Regions from separate parts of the Homo sapiens genome. Here region 2 is linked to region 1. A link is a loop called in an ENCODE intact Hi-C map of the cell type or tissue named here. Cell type or tissue: HepG2. All regions are shown on one strand. Links, peaks and the distances in the headings refer to the core of each region. The heading gives the core; the rest is flanking DNA. Region 1 overlaps DLEU1 (deleted in lymphocytic leukemia 1). Region 2 overlaps DLEU1 (deleted in lymphocytic leukemia 1).

The links. Peaks named below come from ENCODE experiments on the same cell type or tissue, not always from the same donor. Only the 100,000 strongest peaks of a DNase experiment are listed, where the experiment ranks them.
Region 2: a loop joins it to region 1, with 3 times the contacts of the local background. A loop is called at or near these places in 2 of 110 quality-filtered maps.

What each region holds. Positions count from the first base shown.
Region 1 is chr13:50,242,398-50,247,785 of GRCh38, forward strand. The region is part of intron 2 of DLEU1 (deleted in lymphocytic leukemia 1); the gene reads left to right. Among named protein-coding and RNA genes, the nearest start is that of DLEU2, 120 kb to the left of the region's middle. RefSeq lists an enhancer at 1,820-3,019. In HepG2, for the core only: no CTCF peak of the experiment used is centred there; DNase peaks (open chromatin) are centred at 2,194 and 2,764; H3K4me3 peaks cover 229 bases.
Region 2 is chr13:50,187,187-50,192,574 of GRCh38, forward strand. The region is part of intron 2 of DLEU1 (deleted in lymphocytic leukemia 1); the gene reads left to right. Among named protein-coding and RNA genes, the nearest start is that of DLEU2, 64 kb to the left of the region's middle. In HepG2, for the core only: a CTCF peak has its summit at 2,462 (motif pointing right); a DNase peak (open chromatin) is centred at 375; H3K4me3 peaks cover 1,063 bases.

The sequences.
Region 1 (5,388 bases), core at 179-5,178:
AATTTACGTCTCCAATCTCTTCAAAGGACAGAAAACTTTCACATTTAAAATACTATGAAGATAAAGTGCCTTAGCTTTAAGCAAAAAATTAACCATTCCAAGGGCAGTGATCATATGGAATACATTATTAGGAGCTTTCCCAGAGAAACAAAAGAGAATTTAGTCAAAATTTTGGTTCAGCAAAACAAGGGATAGGAAAATGAAGGTTTCAGAATAGGAAGGCACACTGAACTCTGCAGCTGGAGTTTCCTCAGATGTATTTCTGTTTCCCTAGTCTCGAGAGCTGGGCTTTTGCAACTCACTGTTATAGGGTGATTATATCATTGTCACTTCATCTTCCATGGGTGCAGCAGGATGGTGGAATTTTGGGGGTGGCATGTTTTCAGTGCATTGTGGTCATGAGAAGAGTCCCTCTTTAGAAACTACTGATGCTTGATGCAGTGGTAGAAAAAACTATCCAGGAAGATAAACTAGGGCGATATATAATCTTTTCCCGCTAGCCATCCAAAATTTTCCTAAATATTACATAGACAAGGAAAATAAAGCATTAAAAGTCCATCTAGATACTAAGGAGGAGTAGGGAAAGACATTACAAAACACAAAATAACTACAGTCATGTGCCAAATAATGACATTTGGGTCAACAACAGACCTCATATACAACACTGGTCCCATGAGATTATAATGGAGCTGAAAAATTCCTATCACCTAGTGATGTCGTAGCTATCATGATATTGTAGGGCAATATATTACTCACGTGTTTGTGGTGATGCTGGTGTAAACAAACCTACCATGCTACCAGTCATATAAAAGCACCTATAATTATGTACAGTACATAATACTTACTAATGCTAATAAATGACTGTTACTGGTTTACGTATTTACTATACTATTTATCGTTATGTTAGAGTGTACTCCTTCTACTTATATTTTAAAAAGTTAATTGTAAAACAGCTTCAGGCAGGTCCTTCAGGAAGTATCCAGAAGAAGGTGTTGTTATCATAGGAGATGACGGCTCACACATGTTACTGCCCCTGAAGACTTCCTTTGGGATAAGATATGGATGTGGAAGACAATGATATTGATAATCCTGACTCTGTGTAGGCCAAGGCTAATGTGTGCTTTTGTGTTCTGGTTTTTAACAAAAATGTTTACATTAAAAAAATTAAAAAACAGAAAAAAGCATATAGAATAAGGATATAAAGGACGAATGTTTTGTACAACTGTACAATGTGTTTGTGTTTTAAACCAAATATTTTTATAAAAGTCAAAAAGGCTAAAAAATGAAAGTTACAAAGAAAAAAGTTACAGTAAGGTAAAGTCAATTTATTATTAAAGAAAGAAAAATCTTTTTTATAAATCTAGGGTTGCCTAAGTGTAGGTGTTTCTAAAGTCTACAGTAGTGAACAATCATTACTAGGCCGTCACATTCACTCCCCACTCACTCACCGACTCACCCAGAGCAAATTCTGGTCCTGCAAGCTCCATTCATGGTAAGTGCCCTATACAGGTGCACCATTTTTCATCTTTTATACTGTGTTTTTACTATCAGCGATACATCTCTCATCCCCCAGTGTGTGGTCAGGCTCACTGAGCAGATTCCACTGAAAATAGTCTTCGTTTTGCACACTTAAAAATTCTTTCCAAACAAGTGTTTCTTTTTAACATTCCCAAAGCAGATTGACTTTTTGAGTTTTGTATTGCTTCCAACTCTCTCAATGTCAGAGGCCTCAAATTAATTCCAACATCCCCTTGCTGTTTTCCCTTAAGAAGCTGTGATGGTGTTGCATTCACTTTGGATTCAGTCCATTTGTGTTTATTGGAAGGCCCCTTGAATCAGCATTTCCACTGCTCTCCCACATTTGTCATGGTCCTAGAAATGCTTATGATTAGGATGGGGATCTTGATAGTAGTCTCCATCACCTTTACTTCATCCCATGGTTATGAACAGTTGTATCCAGTTAAAATAAGAAAGAAGTCATGTGGAAAAAAGGGGGACAATTGAATATTATTAGAGCCTCAAGGAAGGAAGGAAGGCCACAGGGTGAAAACCATTGCATATTAAGTAGCTAAGCCTAATAGAAGCCAAAGGAAACAGCAGCAAACTGTTACAGAAAATTCTTTTGAACTGCCCTCCGCCCACTCTCTCCCCGCTGCTGTTGGTGACACGTGGACAGAAATCCCCCTGCACGTAGACACACATATGCCTGCCTTGACTTCTGATTGACCTTATCCCTTGAACATCAGGCTTAGGCCACTTTCATGGATTCTCATGTGAACGTTCATGCCTAATGCCTGACTGCATGCCCTCCGCACCAGCCACTAATAAGAAGAAGGAGGCTTCCCCTGGCCACCCAAGATGAGGCAGTGCCCACCTTCCCTCTTGTCACATTCTATTACATCATCACATTTTATTTCTCTGCCTAGGACTTACCACTGTCTCGTGTATTCATTAGTTGACTTGTTTATTATCTGTCTTCCCCAACCAGAATGTAATTCTGCGGAGAGGCTCTGTCTGGTTTAGTGTAATCTCCAAGGCCTAGCACTGTCCTTGGCATGGAGTAGCCCCCAGGAAATATTCGTTGACTGACTGACTATGAAATGGTGGAAGAGGAACTTTGCTCCATGAGTTGTGAGTGTATGCACAGCACAGGTGTTCAGAGTGATTTTCCCTCCCCCACGTTCACTACAAAAAGTACCCTCAGTTACAGGCCCAGGGGTAATGGCATCACCGCATTGTTGACTCAACTTGTAACTGACTTCTAGCTCTGTTTCTGACTTAGTTTTGGCCTTTGGGACAGGTCAGGAGGGTGCAGCAAAAACAAATACACCAGATGACTAGAAGCTGGGATCTTGGGTTGCAGGCTTGGTTTCAGCTCTGACTCACTGTGTAAACCATGGGTGACTCACTTAACCTCTCTAATTCTGCTTCTTCATCCATCAAATATAGAGGTTAGATAGATGACACTTCAGATCCCTTGTAATTCTTCCATTCTATAATGTTCCCCTTTACCTTTCTTTAAGTGTGAGCACAGCCTAGTCTCTTCATGCAGGAGTAAACGTACTTACAAAATGTCCTGCAACACTTAGGGAAATGCCACCACAAACATTCCGAGAGCAGCATTGCTGTGAACTGCACCACTCTCCTTTTGTTCCATTGAAGATTTCAGAACACATGCTTCTTTGCTCTGCACTTTAGGAATCTTTGTACTTGAAGTGGATTATCCTTTATTTTTATATAGCATTTAATCTGAGGATATCAAGATTTATTTGCAACCTGCCATTGAGTACTATTGTTTTTTAAAAAATGAAAGGATGACTTGCTGAAATTATAAGAATCACTCATACTGTAGTTGTAGCTGTGTAGCTGTTGATGCTACACATTGGAAATTCAGTTACAAAATAGTGATTGATTGATTGATTGATTGATTGAGATGGGGTCTCGCTCTGTCACCTAGGCTGGAGTGCAATGGCACAATCTTGGCTCACTGCAACCTCCGCCTCCCAGGTTGAAACAATTCTCCCACCTCAGCCTCTTGGGTAGCTGGGACTAAAGGCGTGCGCCACCATGCGGGGCTAATTTTTGTATTTTTTAGTAGAAACGGGGTTTCACCTTGTTGGCCAGACTGCTCTCGAACTCCTGACCTCAAGTGATCTGCCTGTCTCGGCCTCCCAAAGTGCTGGGATTACAGGTGTGAACCATCACGCCCAGCCAAATATTTATTTTTTAAATTAATACATGCACAGCAGAATTCCATGATAAACACCTGCTTATTACATGAATTAAGTCTATCACTTGCCAAAATGTCTGAGCCCCACAAATGACTGGGTCTACTGAGTATGCTTCCCGACACTTTTATTTTTATTTATTTATTTATTTTTTGAGATGGAGTCTCCTTCTGTTACCCAGGCTGGAGTGCAGTGGTGCAATCTCACTGCAACCTCCACCTCCTGGGTTCAAGTGATTCTCCAGCCTCAGCCTCCCGAGTAACTGGGCTTACAGGCGGGTGCCACTACGCGGGGATAATTTTTGTATTTTTTGTAGAGACAGGGTTCCGCCATATTGCTTGGGCTGGTCTTGAACTCCTGGGCCCAAGCGATCCGCCCACCTCAGCCTCCCAAAGTGCTGGGATTACAGGCGTGAGCCACTGCCCCCGGCGCCAACACTCATTTGCTCTTCAACCAACTGAGATTTGACTCTTTCTCTTTAGTTTGCTGAATCTTCTGTTGCTTTATAATGGCTGTTGCCATCTAAAATCCAAACTTACGGTCGTGTGTTAATTTCTATCTTATTTGATAGATTCACAGCAGGTTTTTGTGCCTTCTTACTAGGTCCCACTTGGCATTCATGCTGGGTTACACATCTATGTTCTGTACACTCTTTTCTGTGTACCTGGGATGTGTTCTCAATCTCATCTGCCTGGCAAACCCATTTTTGAAGATACTACTCAAACATTTCATCCTCTTTGAAGCCTTTCTGACCCACTCTTCCTGTGCTGGGAACAACTGGCTTCTCTTTTCTGAACTAATGTTATGCCAATAAACACCAGAGTAAGGGAATTTATTCCATATTCCATTATTTCTTTTTGCATGTCTGTATCACCTACTGAGAATTCATTGTGGATAATGATTTTCTTTTTAATTTTTATATTCTTAGGCATTGCCTAGTGCTCTCAATAAGTATTTGTTGAATAAATAAATGAATGAATTACTGAAAATACAGTGACTTAATTTCTGGCCCCAACACTTACGTTTTAGAAAGGTTTTGATCTCTGCCTGTGAAATGCTCTTTGAAATGGCTTTCTGAGTAGTAATGGGATTGGAAGAGTTCGGAGAATTCCATGTATCCTATGGTGATGTCTGGAGTGAAACATGGTATGAATCAAATTGCATTTTAGTTTAAATTAACTCATCCAATTAAGAGAAGTTAATTAGATTAACCTGCCAGCAAGGGATTAGAACTGGTATTATGATGACTAGTTTCTTCCTCATAATAATGAATGTGAAATTTCACTAATGGAGTGAAATTTGTGCAGCCACCCATGGATTGATTGAATTGGCAAAAATTCAAATAAGTTAAAAAAATATGGCTCTCATTGCTTTTGACTAATTTATAATTTTTAATTGAAAAAATGATTTATTATCAGTGTTAAAGAAGACTTAAAGAAATAAATAAATCACTGATAAATCTGTCATCCTAAGCAGCAGATGTTTTTGAGTTAAATATAACTTTTGCATACATGTATATTTTTATATAGTTGTATCATGGTATGTTTTTCATTTTTCTATAGGCTTCCCATATGTGATCATCTATAATGAATGTATAGCAATATTTACCAAAATATATTCTACAGAATGCTATTTTCTTGAGATTTAATTGACATTACTT
Region 2 (5,388 bases), core at 136-5,135, 55 kb before region 1:
AGGTTAAGCTGGGATTTGTAACCTTCTCTACATTTGCTATATAGCGTCTATGTAATCTTTCTATTGGTCTGAGACATTGCAGAGGAAACCTATAGCCATGCCTGGAGCCAAAATGTTGGACATAACCCAATTTGCTTTTTTTTTTTGTTTTGTCTTGTTTTTAGAGTTAGTTGATGGGTGCTGAGATACTAAGGTACTAAGAATGACAAAAATAAGGAAAGACTTCTGAAATAGACAACACAAAATACCAAAGCTCAATTCTTTCACTTTTCTTGATGATGACCACACTGTTTACAGTGGATTGTAGGTTGTTATAGTGATGGGAAAGGTCTGTGCTGATGGGCATTGGGAAAGATGTTGCAATCTGAAGATGGACTTTGTCTAATGCAGTGTAACCGACAAAGCCAGGTCTCCTGGTATGGGCTCAGTCTCTTTGTAGTTTAACATTCAAAGAAACAACAGTCCAACTTGAGAAACTTTGAAGAATAATGTAAATATTTGCTGTAAGTTTTATTTTTAGGAGGCTTTGCATAGGGATTTTATATAGTGAAAGGATACAGAAAGCTTCCTAAACAGTTCCTTGACACCTCTTTCCTTCTTGCCAGTTTCCGCTCATGACAGCTATGAAAATCTCTCTCTTGCTCTGCCTACAGTGTCCTCACTCTGGGTGGTTCTCTCATCCTTTGTGCCCCTGCACACCACACTGACCTTCCCTGGTGTATGCAGTCCTCTGGAACATGTTCTGTCTAGCTCTGGTGGGTTTTCTTGTGAGAATAAGCCACATTGCTCCAGAATTTTGGTAAATGAAATTTTCGTATTAGTAGGAATATTTTGCTTATTTAAAACTCTTTGATCTTGGCTTGAGACATATTGCTTGTTCTCACTTTGATATGATGTGTTCAATAAAGTCATCTAAGACCCTGCAAACCAGATCCATCTGCCTTCACACTTTCATTAAATTAGTAAGGTCACTATGAGGAGAGGTATACAGTTACTGTTACAGTATTTACCAAACAGTGGGCCCACAGCCACACTCCTCACTTCTCCTTTTGGTCTCTCCTTAGAAATAAAGTTGTTTAAAACCATTTGCTTCCAGAAGGCCATATATAAAGGTAGTAAATTTAGGTGTTAATTCTGAGCATGGTAGTGGTGCTGTGCCTCATTGCTTTCCAGTCTGAGGATGACTTCTACCCCAAATTATTCTTTGAGTTACTCCTAGCAGGATGAGAGCAGGACACAGGGCTCTAGGGGAGAGGAAAATGACTAAGATGATTTAGCATATCTTTATCCTTTACACAGCTTTGCTATAAATTTATAGATGCATCTGTATTATTCAGGGCTTTCCACAGAACAGAAACAATAGGAGCGATATAGGTTCTCCATATATACATACATACACATATCTCTCTCTCTCTGTATATAAATACATTCATTATAAGGAATTGGCTCATGTGATTGTAGAACTTGACAAGTCCCAAAAGTCCAAAGATTTGCAGGGTGAGTTGTTAAACTGGGACCCAGGAGAGCTGATGGGTCTTAAGTTTTACTCTAAAACTTCCCTGCAGGCTCAAGACTGAGGAAGAGCTGATATTTCAGTTTGAGTCCAAAAGCAGGAAAAGACTGATGTCCCAGCTTGAAGGTAGTCAGACAGAAGGAATTCTCTCTCATTCAGCCTTTTTGTTCTGTTCAGTCTTCAACTGATTGGATGAAGCCCACATACATTAGGGAGGGTGATCTGCTTTACTCACTCTACCAATTCAAATGTTAATCTCACCCACAAACATTCTTATAGACACACTCAAAAGAGTGTTTGGCCAAATGTCCAGGCACCGTATGGCCCAGTCAAGTTGACACATTAAAATTAACCATCACAGCATCCATGGAGAGTATAGGAACATGTAAATTACAATTGAATTCCCATGCATATATATGGGTATTACTTGATGGATATGATCATGTTTTTAGAGCTCAGTGAAAAATAAGGCATTAGAGAATTGCAATAAATAATAAAATTATTTATTTTGGGTGCTTTTGTCAAAGAGGTATATTAATCTCTTGATCCCTTTCCTCTGCTTCATCTAACTCGTAGGGGATATACTTTATATTGCTGTGCTTGGCATCAGCAACTGATGTGACAGCTCTTCCTCTGTTCTATGAAAAGGTGATGTACTTTAAAAAAAATGTTTCTGTAGAAAGTGCTTATATCCACTCAATAAAATCTCTAACAGGTCTAGCTACTTTAAAAGGAACAGTTAGGAGAGATGTTTTGCTTGAATGATAGTTTAAAGAATTCCTGTGTTTTTTCCCATTAGCTCCATCTAACTTGGGTTGTCTCAGAGAAATCCACTGGAGCTGATCTTCCTCAGTAAGATGTCTTTTGGTTTTGTTTTATCATCATTCCTCATCTGAGAACCAGAGAGAGAAAGCTGTCAACAAGTTATAGGTTCGTCCAGTTGGTGGAGCTGTTTGGGCCACAGCACAGGGACATATCTTTTGGGTGGCAAGTTCTAGGTATGGGGCTCTTTCATTTGCAGGTGGCTTATCCAAGAGGGCTGGAGATGTAGCTCCTAATATTCTTAATCCAGTTAACCGGGATGCTAACATGTTGTACTGATGTTACTTCTGTGGCAAAACTTCTCAGAGATCTTGGGCCCAGTAACTGGTCCAAAAGAAAGACTTGAGAGGAAGAATGGCTTTACCTGAAGTCTATGGTCATTCTTATTGCTGTTTTTTGTGCGTTCAATTCAGACTTTCAGCTTGGTCACTGTTCTTCTCTTCTTCCCCTTCCTCTATGTGGTTGGGGACTGGAAAAGGGTGTCCTAGTTGTTCGAGACCCTATCCTGGACTGCTCTTTGCTCCTATCTATCCAACTTCTCAAAGTTCAGCTTTGCTTTTCCTTTCCTGCCTTGTACTCACCCCTTTGGGCTAATGAGATTCTCAGCTTTTTCCAAACGCTGACTCTTCTCTCATCTCTAGGTCCTTTGGGTAAACATCTCTTCCAACCTTGATCTAATTTTTAAAAAACTGCCCCTTATCACTAATTTTAGAAGCAGCAAACTCATTATATAGTAATTTAGATTAAAATATATATATAATTATTGTATTCCTGGATTTTGTTCTTTTTTTCTTGTTTAGTTCTGAATTTTGCTCCTCTAGGATATTCTTAGTAAATCTCTAAGGAAAATGCAAAATCTGCCACTAATAAAAGCAGCCACTGACATGGATGGGATCTAGGGCGAAAGCAAATGGGGAAAAATGGGAAACTTAAAAAATAAGAGAAATGCCTTTTTTTTTTTTTTTAAAGCCAGAGACATGATCTTGCTGTGTTGTCCAGGCATTTCAAACTCCTGGGCTCAAGCAATCCTCCTGCCTCAACCTCTCAAAATGCTGGGATTATAGGCATGAAATGCCTATTTTTGAATGGATACTTTTAAAATTATCTACTTATCTAGTATGCTCCCAGCATCTGAAGAGCAGATAGGATTCATTGATGAAAGGGTGAGGTGGTTAAAACATACAGGAGGCCAAGACTAGTAGTTAGCCCTGTGTAGGTATCACAGGATTACTTGGGTCAGAGACTCAAGCAGAAGTCTCTTTAAAGCTTTTCTAAATGATAAACATTGTTGGAATGGGGTAAAGTTGTTCTACTGCAAGAAAACTCTTCATCAGAAGAAATTAAGAATTAATTATCCTTATCTAATTAGACTAGGTGTTTCTCAATAACAAGAAAAAGTAGTTGCTGCTTGCATTGCTTTTACTCTGGCACTAGTATAATGCAGTCATTATTGGTCATAAAGCACTCTAAAACCAATTAATTTGTAAAGCTTATTTTGACAAGAAGTAAATACAAAGGTAAGGCATAGTTAGCATAATGCTGCTATCATGGCACTCTTGGGCATAATTTATATACATAAAAAATACAAGGGCAAGTATAACTTTCAAGCTGATTGCCTGTAAAAGACTTAATTGAAAACAGTTTTCTGCTTTTAAAAAGTGATTTATTTTAGATGTGCTTTAAAAAACAAAGGTCTTATTGATAACCATTTTGAGTATATTATCTCGATGTGGGATTTAAGTAAAAGGTCAAATCTTATAGAAGTATTTTTGGTATGACTCAATTCTGATCACAGATAAACTTTATCAAGAAAATGAAATTAGTTAAACATTTTCATGCCTGAGCACTAGTTTAAAGAGGCAGCAATTTTTTTTTTTCACAAAGACTTCAAGAAGAGAACTTTGGTTGAGAAACCTAGAAAACAAAGAACTCAAGATGTTATCGTATAAATGTTCTTTAAACAAGTTAATATTATGAGAGGGGAAAAGCATTAGATATGTTTCACTAGAAGAATAAACAATTCACATGTGTAATTTTTGCAGTGGATAGACAAATCTCAGATCTTTTCTGCCTGATATCATTTGCATTTATTCAGCTTATTCAAGTAAAAGACTTATATTTTATTTCAGAAAAGCTAACATGGAACTTTTAATTTTACATTTAAGTCCTGTTTAGTTGTAATTCTCACTCCCCCAGCCCCTGTAGCCTCCTGAACAGCTCTGACTTGCTTTTTTTCTGAATCCAGCATCAGTCCTACAATTAGTCCATTGGCCAGGTGATGGTCATGTGCCTGGTTAGAGTAGGGCAGGCTCCATTTGCTGATGGGCTGTGCGACTCAATGTTCACAAATGTTTAGTCATTCAGCTCCTTTTCAAGGAATAAGCCTGGATCAGGCAAGTAATTAACCTTTGCTAGTCCCAAGGTTTGTTCATTAGAGGCAGGGAAGGAGGAATCTTCTCACTTTTCTTCTCAGTCCTACTGCTCGCCCCAGCTTTATGAAACATGAGCTATGTCCTAAGGGAAGAGCAAGTGGGCCTCAGGTCCTCAGAAAGCACCACAAAACTCTTAAAATATTAAGCGTAGGAGTCTATTGTTCCTTTGTTTTCCTGGACAGGGAAACCTCTTTAACATTGGACTTCATTGTCTGTACCCCATTTCCTGTTCTTACAGTGGCTGTTCAGTCAGCATGATGGCCGGTGGGACCTGGAGGTCCAGCAGCAGCTAAGATGTCCAGGCCCTACTCGTTTGTACCCCTGGTAGCATTCTGCCTTAGATATGAGAGACACTTCCCAGGCTCTTCCTGCATTTCCATCTTATGCTCTGGCAAGCAAATGCCAATCTTGGCTCTTTTCCACTTAAAATAGTCCTTCTACTTTTTATCTGCTGTGTAAATTGGGGTTAGAAATATTGACTTAAACTGCACCAGACTCTGCTGCCAGCTTGCCCATTCTCCATTACCCAAGTCTTCCTCCCTAACAGAACCCAGAGTTTGTTCATATATTGGCAGCAATGTACTCAGCCCGGGCAATGGATCTTGACTGGTTTCAGCCAAT